Linked DNA regions of Homo sapiens: region 2 is linked to region 1. A link is an interaction called in ENCODE POLR2A ChIA-PET data of the cell type or tissue named here. Cell type or tissue: MCF 10A. All regions are shown on one strand. Links, peaks and the distances in the headings refer to the core of each region. The heading gives the core; the rest is flanking DNA. Region 1 overlaps SOX13 (SRY-box transcription factor 13). Region 2 has its middle 65 kb from the start of NFASC.

Region 1 (4,383 bases), core at 214-4,213:
CCAACGTGCTTGGGGCACCAGAAGCTGGCTGTTCTGACTCTTCCTTTTTCTTCCATTCTACTCTCCCTTCCTTCTTGACATCCGTCTAATGTCCTCACTGTCTCCCTGGAGTTCTCGGAGGCCCTGCCTGGTTCCCATGGGTTGGAGGAGCCTGGCCAGGGTCTCCAGAGCACAGGCCCCTGCCTGCCTGCACACATATGTGCACACACACACACACACCACACCTGGCCCTCCACACACACACATCACACTCATAGATACACACATCACGCTCAGCCCTTCACAAACACACACACACCTGGCCCCCCACACATACACCCACACACACATCACACTCACATTACACTCACACACACATCACACTCAGCTTCCCTCCCCCCCACACACACCCCACCACCAGCCAAGAAAAGAGGAGCCGGGCAAGCCTGAGAAACAGCAGGGGCTGAAGGGGCCACTCCCTCTGCTTTCGACAGCGCCCTATTCAAGCCCCACTGCCCTCACCCCACCTGCCTCTGAGCCACGGCTGTACCTGCACACAGGCTTCCTTCCACCCCTCCCCACTACATTTTATTCCCCCTTCTTTCCCCACCCTACCCCACCCTCATGGAACAGGCCAGAACCAAAACCTCACAAGGATGGTTGAGTGACTTCAGACTCCTTCAGTAGGGCTGGAGGGTGGGGAGAGGTTGTTCGCATGAGGGTGGGGGACCTCATACCCCACACAGGCTGAGGGCTAAGACAGAAAACCCTCCTCACCCTCCACTCTGAGGAGTGCCAGGTCCTGCCTTGTGTGGCCAGGCAAGAGTTAATGCTTTTAAGTCAGTGTGAGGGCAGCTCACGCCAAGGCTCCCCTCCCTGTCTAGCCTTTCCTAGGCGCCAGGGCCAAAGCAGGAGGCCCCATGAGTCCCAGGCAACCCCCCAACCCCCACCCCCAGAGCCCGCCAGGGGGTCCGTGGGGCCCACTCAGTTGTCATCGTGAAAGGGCATCAGCCCAGTCTGACACATTTGCACAACCACTCTTCCTGCCACATCCCCTCTTAGCGCTGGTCAAACCGTGACTCCTCTTGGTCTTCCGTGGAAACAAACACTGATGACATTTCTGTTTCACTATCTGGAAATATTAGATTTATTTTAAATCCTTTTCATCCTGATGACGAAAGTGATACACATTGTTGTATTACTCTTAGAGACTACAGAAATAAGAAAACGAATATGAGCCACGATCTTTAAAAAAAAGAAAGAAGTCATGGCTGGGAGTGGTGGCTCATGCCTGTAATCCCAGCACTTCGGGAGGCCAAAGCAGGCGGATCACCTGAGGTCGGGAGTTCGAGACCAGCCTAACCAACATGGAGAAATCCCGTCTCTACTAAAAATACAAAAAATTAGCCAGGCATGGTCGCGCATGCCTGTAATCCCAGCTACTCAGGAGGCTGAGGCAGGAGAATTGCTTGAACCTGGGAGGCGGATGTTGCGGTGAGCTGAGATGGCACCATTGCATACTCCAGCCTGGCCAACAAGAGTGAAACTCCATCTCAAAAAAAAAAAAAAAAAAAAGTCAACAAAGGATATTGACCACCCCCAGCTACAGAAGCTGGAGTTGGAGCTGCTCTGCCTGCTGCACTTTCTCTAACTCAGCACCTGCCCCGCATGGTGGACTTATATGAAAACCTTCAAATGGCTAGTCCTGGACCCCCACAGCACCTGCCTGCCTCTGCACCAACTCAGCACAGGACCTGAGTCTGCATCAGGGAAACACCAGCCATACCTGGGAGCAGGCCCTGCCTCCAGGTTCCTCACCCCCTTTGTTGGGGGATGGGAGGGGCGGGACCAAGGCCCTCTGGGAACTAGTTCTCACCCCATCTTGTTCCACAGGCTGCACATTCCATTCTGAGTCAAGCAGGGGGCGGGGACTGGGGGAGGTAAGGCAGAGGGGAGGAGAACAGTCGGGCCTCCTCTGGGGCGGATCCCCCAGGGAGCTCCAGGCTTGGCAGGCAGGGATTACGATCAAAACCACCAGAGCGGGAGGGGAGCCAGGAGGGCTCCTGCCCAGTCTGTGGCCCCTTCCCCTCTCTCCTCTCAAGCCAAAACACTGACACCCTAGCTTGGACATGTCCCCAGAAGACACAGGGGGACAATGTTGGGGGTAACACCAATACCCCTCCCCCTAACCCTGCCCCAATCCCTTGGGCAGTTTATAGGGCTTCATGCCAAGGCTATTTAAATGCTAAGGCCACCGCTGGGGGGAGAGTGGAGGGAACTGAATTCCAAATTTGATGACTTCCCAGTGTCAGACTTCCTGTGACCAAAAGGGCCTGGGTATCCAAAGCTATTTGGGAAGAAAGGTGGCAGCTGGAGATACTGTCCCCACTTCTTCCTTCTTTTCCTCTACTATGCCACACAAATTCCGCTCCCCCAAAAAACACCCCTGGCTGAAGCCCTCAACATGTGGGTACAGATCTCGGGACGTCTCCTAGCTGTGCACACCCTGTGCACACCCAGGACTCTGAGATACCAGGCCACACACACAGCACATCCTGCAGCTTTGGTTTGCCCATGGATGACCTTAGGAGGAGGCAGGGGAAACCTCAGCCACTTCCTCCTCACCTCACAGCCTCTAGGAGGTCTGACCACTGCTGCTGTTCCATCTGAGACCATGGAGGTCCTCCCTGACAGCACCACAATGTGCTCTTGCCAGGAGTGAGCAGGGAGGCAGGCCTCAGGGCATTCCTAAAGCAGGAAGGACCCCCTGCCACCCACTAAGGCGGGAGAGCCACCTGGAGTAGCAGGTGGTAGCTACAAGGTTCTATGCTGTGAGGCCAGGCTCGGTGGTTCTCACCTGTAATCCCAGCACTTTGGGAGGCTGAGGTGGGCGGATCACCTGAGGTCGGGGGTTCGAGACCAGCCATGGCCAACATGGTGAAACCCCAACTCTCCTAAAAATACAAAAATTAGCCGGGCGTGGTGGCGCATGCCTGTAATCCCAGCTACTCAGGAGGCTGAGGCAGGAGAATTGTTTGAATCCAGAAGGCGGAGGTTGCAGTGAGCCAAGATTGCACCACTGCACTCAGGCCTGGGCGACAGAGCAAGACTCTGTCTCAAAAAAAAAAAAAAAAAAAATGTTCTATGCTGTGGACCACACCACAGGCTGGACAGAAATCTTTTTTTTGTTTGTTTGTTTTTTGAGACGGAGTCTTGCTCCGTCACCCAGGCTGGAGTGCAGTGGCTCGATCTTGGCCCCGGGTTCATGCCATTCTCCTGCCTCAACCTCCCCAGCAGCTGGGACTACAGGCACACGCCTCCACGCCCGGCTAATTTTTTGTATTTCTAGTAGAGACAGGGTTTCACCGTCTTAGCCAGGATGGTCTCGATCTCCTGACCTCGTGATCCGCCCGCCTTGGCCTCCCAAACTGCTGGGATTACAGGCGTGAGCCACCGTGCCCGGCCCAGAAATCTTTTCCTAGGGGAGCTGCAAAGGCTTCATCACCATGGGGCTTTAAGCTGGGTCCATGGCATACAGCAAGTGCTCTTAGGAGGGAACTACCATATCTCTGCTCCTCAGAGAAAGTATTTGCATTTTTTAAAAAGCAGTCACTCTTTATCAGAGAAGCTGACAGAGGTCGGAGGAACCCTGCTGAGCTGGCCTATAGCAATCTCTGAATCAAGTCTTCCCAAGAACTAAGGAAGGGCCAGTCAAAAGGGGGGTAGTCACCGAGGCAAAGACCACCATCTAGAGCATGCCTTCCTGCTTCGGGGCAGGGAGCTGACAGGAGAGGGAAAGCAATCCTCCATGGGTCTAGTTCCCCATCTGGTAAAAGGCACTGTGATGGCCTCCCTGGCTGACACATCCGGGTTCCAGAAAGGGGACTAGCAAAGGGTGAGGACCGCAACGAGTTCAGGCAGGAGCGAGCCCTCTTAAGCAAACACTGGGCACAAAAATAACTCCCATTCAAAGCACGATTTACTGTGTGCCTGGCCGGCCCTCCCAGCACAGAGCCCTTTTCAAACACTCAGCTTCACCCCTGAATGTGGCTGGGGGAGGGGGCTCAGGAGCACAGCTGCATTTGAATTCCACTTTTTCCGGTGGTGTCAGCTTCCTGGAGACTTACCCAGGGGAGCTGCCCAATAAGGACCGATCTCAAAGCACCCCCAGAGAGGAGAAAATCTTTGTAGAATCCAGTGTCAGCCTCTCAAGGGCAAGGACACCTAGATCCCTTGGTGGAATAGGCCTAGCTCAACCGACACTTGTCTGGCAACAGAAAACCCCAGAGCCCTTACCATTCATGGAGCACTGCTGCCGCAGACATCATCAGCCATTAGCCTCCCAACAGTTCTAAGAGGAAGGTATTGGCCGGGGGCAGTGGCTCATGCCTGTAATCCCAGCAC
Region 2 (4,383 bases), core at 195-4,194, 680 kb before region 1:
GAGAAGCTTGGAGTGAGAAGAAAAGGTATCAAATAGTCATCTCCTACAGTGCTAAACTTTTCCCCAGAAAACAAACATAATGCAATTACCAGGCAGTATTGGATGCCAATCTGAGGGCTGTGGTCAAGAATTTACAGTAAAAGCAGGTTCCCTGGTAAAGTTTTCTTCCAACCTCATTGCACTACTCAGTTGTAGGCACCAAGATGGCCATGCAGGTCCAGAGGGATGCAGCCTCACAGCAGGCAAAGCCATCAGGAGTCCAGAGTGTGAAGTCTATTACCAAGCATAAGCATTTGTTAATTGGAGGAAGGTCGTGGGTCATGATATTGGAAATATTGATTAAGTCCAGGTCTGCTGAGTAAAAAACCCTGTTTCCTTGCGGAAATCTTAAACTCTTATCTTTTGCTGACAGGCTCTAATGATTCTAGTGCAGCTAGGACACTTTAGTTCAAAGAGATGATTAGCGTTGTCAGTTAGGGCTGGATGCATTGATTTTCTAATTAGACTTTGGGGTTGCCGTGGCCTCTTCCCTCGTTAGGCTCTGTAAGCACAGGCTGCCATCTACATATGCAAAAAATATTGCCTACCTTAAACATTGCCTTGAAAATTATAAATGGGCATTTGCTAATTTCTTGATGTCAGACCGTGACCTTTTTGTTAGTATAGATGCACTTTCCTTCCCCTCATCTTTCTTTCATAAACTGTACCCATAATACATCAGCTGAGATTCATTTTTATTCTACCCAGCAACTTGAAAACGCTTGTGTAGGGAGGGATAGCATTAGGAGATACACCTAATGTAAATGACGAGTTAATGGGTGCAGCACACCAACATGGCACATGTATACATATGTAACAAACCTGCACGTTGTGCACATGTACCCTAGAACTTAAAGTATTATATATATATAAAAGAAAGAAAACACTTGTGTAGCAACCTGAATGCAGAGTCCTTGGGATTTTTATAATTCCCCTCCCCCACTGCTACTCCCACTAATCTTTTACAGACAATTCAACCACACCTCAATAGAAAACGTTTTACTCTTTTTTTTTAAAGATAAATTGCCTGTAGAGGCTCTTTCCAAAGTATTCAGACTAATTTTATAGACCCAATTCTTGTCAGTAATTATTTAATTGTATATTTTTAAATAACTAAAAGAGTATAACTGGATTGCCTGTGATATAAAGGATAAATGCTTGAGGGGATGGATACCCAATTTTATGTGATGCGATTATTCCACATTGCATGCCTGTATCGAAACATCTCACGTACCCCATAAATATATACACCTACTATGTAGCCACAAAAATTAAAATAAAAAAATTTTAAAGAAACAATTCTTTTTACTTGTATTTCATCAAGTTATATAGTATTTAATTAAAAATATGTGATTACAAAAGAGTACAACTGGCACAAACAGAGATCAGACTAAACGCAGCTGGCTCCTGGAACCACAGGCAATGTGAGAGGTGTGAGAAGGCACACCGCCAGCCCCCATGGGCATCAGCTATGTGACTTCTCAGAGGGGCTGCAGAACTGGGTGGGGTAAGGGACCTTCTGCTAAACTCCCTCGGAGCAGGAGAGCCTGAGCTGTGTCAGACAGAGGCCACACTGCCAGTTGACTCTACGGTGGGATTTGAGCAGCACATAGGACTCCTGCCCCAATGCCACCCACACTCATGCCTAAATGTCAACATAATGGGGTCCTTTCTTTAGGCTTGAAATTGCCTCTTTTTCGTGGTCATCTGTCAGATTACAGGTCAGCCTTGGGTCGGTGAGGGACTCATTAAGTCTCCAGCGTATAGGAAAAGTTGATCCTATTAGCTCCTTTCTCATGGAGAATGCTGGCAGTGCGAGATGTCTAGAAACACAGGCTTTTCTAAATTACTGGGTTTTGTCCAGGTGCGCCCGTTTAGAGGCTGGTTTAGGTGTGAAGCTGCCCAAGCTGCCCTGCTGCAGGCTGAGCCGGCTTCCTAGTTTTGGAGCCTAGTGCTCTGCGCCCACCGCTGGAGGGCGCCAGGCCCAGGAAGAAGGACTTCCTGCCGCCCTGGCAGCCACTGCTCAGCGGGAGGGGCGAGAGCGGAGAGCGTGGGCAGTGGCATTTAGGTGGATGAGTAAGAGCTAACCCAGCCCCCGTTGTTCTTGACCTTGGCTGCAGCTGCTGCCAGAACTGGAGACCAAGCTGACCGTGCTATGCATGACCCAGCACCCTAGCATTAATTAAGGGGGTTGGTGACATTGGAACTCAGGGTAAACAGAGGGAGGCAGATTTCTAGCTCTGGTTTCCAGGATTCTGAAAATGAGAATCTGCTGAGAGAGTGGGGGCAGTGGGCCTGGGCGTTGCTTCTTCCTGCACAGGAACATCAGCCCTCTGGCTTCTGCATCTTGGAGAACTCCAGCTTTTGGGGAGGAAATTGAGATGTCCAGGTTCCATGGAGCCATGGAGGGAGTAGAACAGATGTAATTCTAGGAGCCAGGACATTTGGAAGGTGGGAGCATCTAGGGATTAAGAACATTAGCTTTGTAGTCAGTCAGTCTGCCTTAGAATCACAGCCTTACACATTAGTGCCTGAATAACCTTGGGCTACTTATACCTGTTATACATTGCCTCAGTTTCCTCATCAGTAAAATGGGGGATTCCATACCTACCATAGTGGGTGGTTAGGAGAATAAAATGACATAAAAGCACTCAGCACACTGTGGGCATATTGGAAGTTTCCCACAAATGCTAGCTTCTCAGAGCATCAGGAGAGAGATACTGTGGTTTGGAGAGATGGGGTATAGAGGTCAGTGGTTAGACTGCCTGACTCAGGACCCTCCCCACCACTGCCTGTGCCTCAATAAAGGACTAGAAGTCAAATTGCTTAACCTCTCCAGGCTTTAGTTTCCCTTTCCATACCAGAAGAAGCCACCTTCTAGTAAGAAAGCAATAGATCTCGACAGCAATACCAATTTGTAATCTGGGGGCTTTGGAGCATTAGCATTAACTAAATAGAGGCCTTACTGAGACAACATCAGAGCCACCTGGCATGTGGAAATTTCTGTATTAGATCACAGGATCCTCCAGTGACAACCCAACCCAACATAATTTTCCACCGTTGTCTTTAAAGTCCTAGAGGCTTGAGGGTGAAGTTTGTAAGTCTCCTTTCTGATTCTACCTCTGGCCTGCTTCATCTCAGGCTTCCCAAGGTCCAATCCCTATATTATGGTTTTTACATTTTTCTGCAAACTTTTAAAATACATTTTTCTTTAAAAGGTGCAGCCTATTCTCCTCCCCTTGAATGTGAGCCAGACTTCTCTCTAAAGAATAGAATGTGGTGGAAGTGAAGCCATGTGACTTCTGAGGCTAGATCATAAAAAGGATAGCCTCTGCCTGAATCTCTTTCTCCTGGGTCTCTCACCCTGGGGGAAGCCAGTGACCATGTCATGAGGACACTCAAGCATCCTCCGAAGAGGTCCATGAGGAGAGGAACTGGGTCTCCTTGCCAACAGCCAGCACCATCACGCCCATTATATAAGTAAGCCACCTTGGAAGTGGCTCCTCCAGCCCCAATCAAGCCTTCAGATGACTGCAGCCCAGCCTACACCTGGAGTGCAATCTCCTGAGACACTACAAGCCTGAACTGCCCTGCCAAGCCTCTCCTAGATTCCTGACCCCCACACACTGTGTTTATTTATTTTTTATTATGTATGTTCCTTATTTTTATCTTAAGCTACTCAATTTGGGGGTAAATAGATATGCGGCAATAGACAATGAATACACTCCATCTCCTTGATGTATCTCCATCTCCCTGAACTTAAATGTAGCTTGGATACCCTGCTTGCATCATCCTGGCTAGTCTGTCTGCTGTCCTGGGTGAAGGCAGCAGGGGATGCCAGGTCAGGAGCAGTGCTCTGAGGACAAAGAATTTCAGCTCCTGGAGAAAAGTTGACCCGACCTTTTATCCTACAAAGGGCTCAGCAGAGAAGCTGCCAGTGTTGTCAGTAAGTGATTGCTACTTCTCAAAGAATGGGGAGGGTCCTAGGACCCTGAGCATAAAAGTAGAGCATCAAATGTAGGCCTGGTTTCCAGAGGGTCTCCAACTGGATGACCACTCTGCCATCAACCACAGCTAGGATGAATGCGGGCATACCTGGCCCATTCCACCCCCATGCTTAGCAAACTTGTGCAGAATACAGGTGTTTTCTGTAAACATAACCAGTAAGCTGAGTGCTCAGAGTCCTAACCACATGCATTAACCCCTCTTTTTCCTCTCCTCTAGATGCTGGTGTTCTCCAAGCTTCTGTCTTCATTGGGAGTGAGGGAAGTGCAAGAGAGAATATTCCTGAAAAGTAGCACCTTTCATTTTTTAAAGTAATATATTGCATGTCAATATTAAGAC

The links. ChIA-PET counts read pairs that join two places held together with the same protein. Peaks named below come from ENCODE experiments on the same cell type or tissue, not always from the same donor. Only the 100,000 strongest peaks of a DNase experiment are listed, where the experiment ranks them.
Region 2: POLR2A ChIA-PET joins it to region 1 with 5 read pairs; 1 of 35 experiments calls an interaction of 5 or more read pairs at or near these places.

The regions. Positions count from the first base shown.
Region 1 is chr1:204,078,078-204,082,460 of GRCh38, reverse strand. All of the region lies in intron 1 of SOX13 (SRY-box transcription factor 13), which reads right to left. Among named protein-coding and RNA genes, the nearest start is that of SOX13, 7.2 kb to the right of the region's middle. RefSeq lists enhancers at 1-316, 1,726-2,020, 3,104-4,032, 4,033-4,383. In MCF 10A, for the core only: no CTCF peak of the experiment used is centred there; DNase peaks (open chromatin) are centred at 1,900 and 3,890.
Region 2 is chr1:204,761,629-204,766,011 of GRCh38, reverse strand. No RefSeq gene overlaps it. Among named protein-coding and RNA genes, the nearest start is that of NFASC, 65 kb to the left of the region's middle. In MCF 10A, for the core only: a CTCF peak has its summit at 1,994 (motif pointing right); a DNase peak (open chromatin) is centred at 2,061.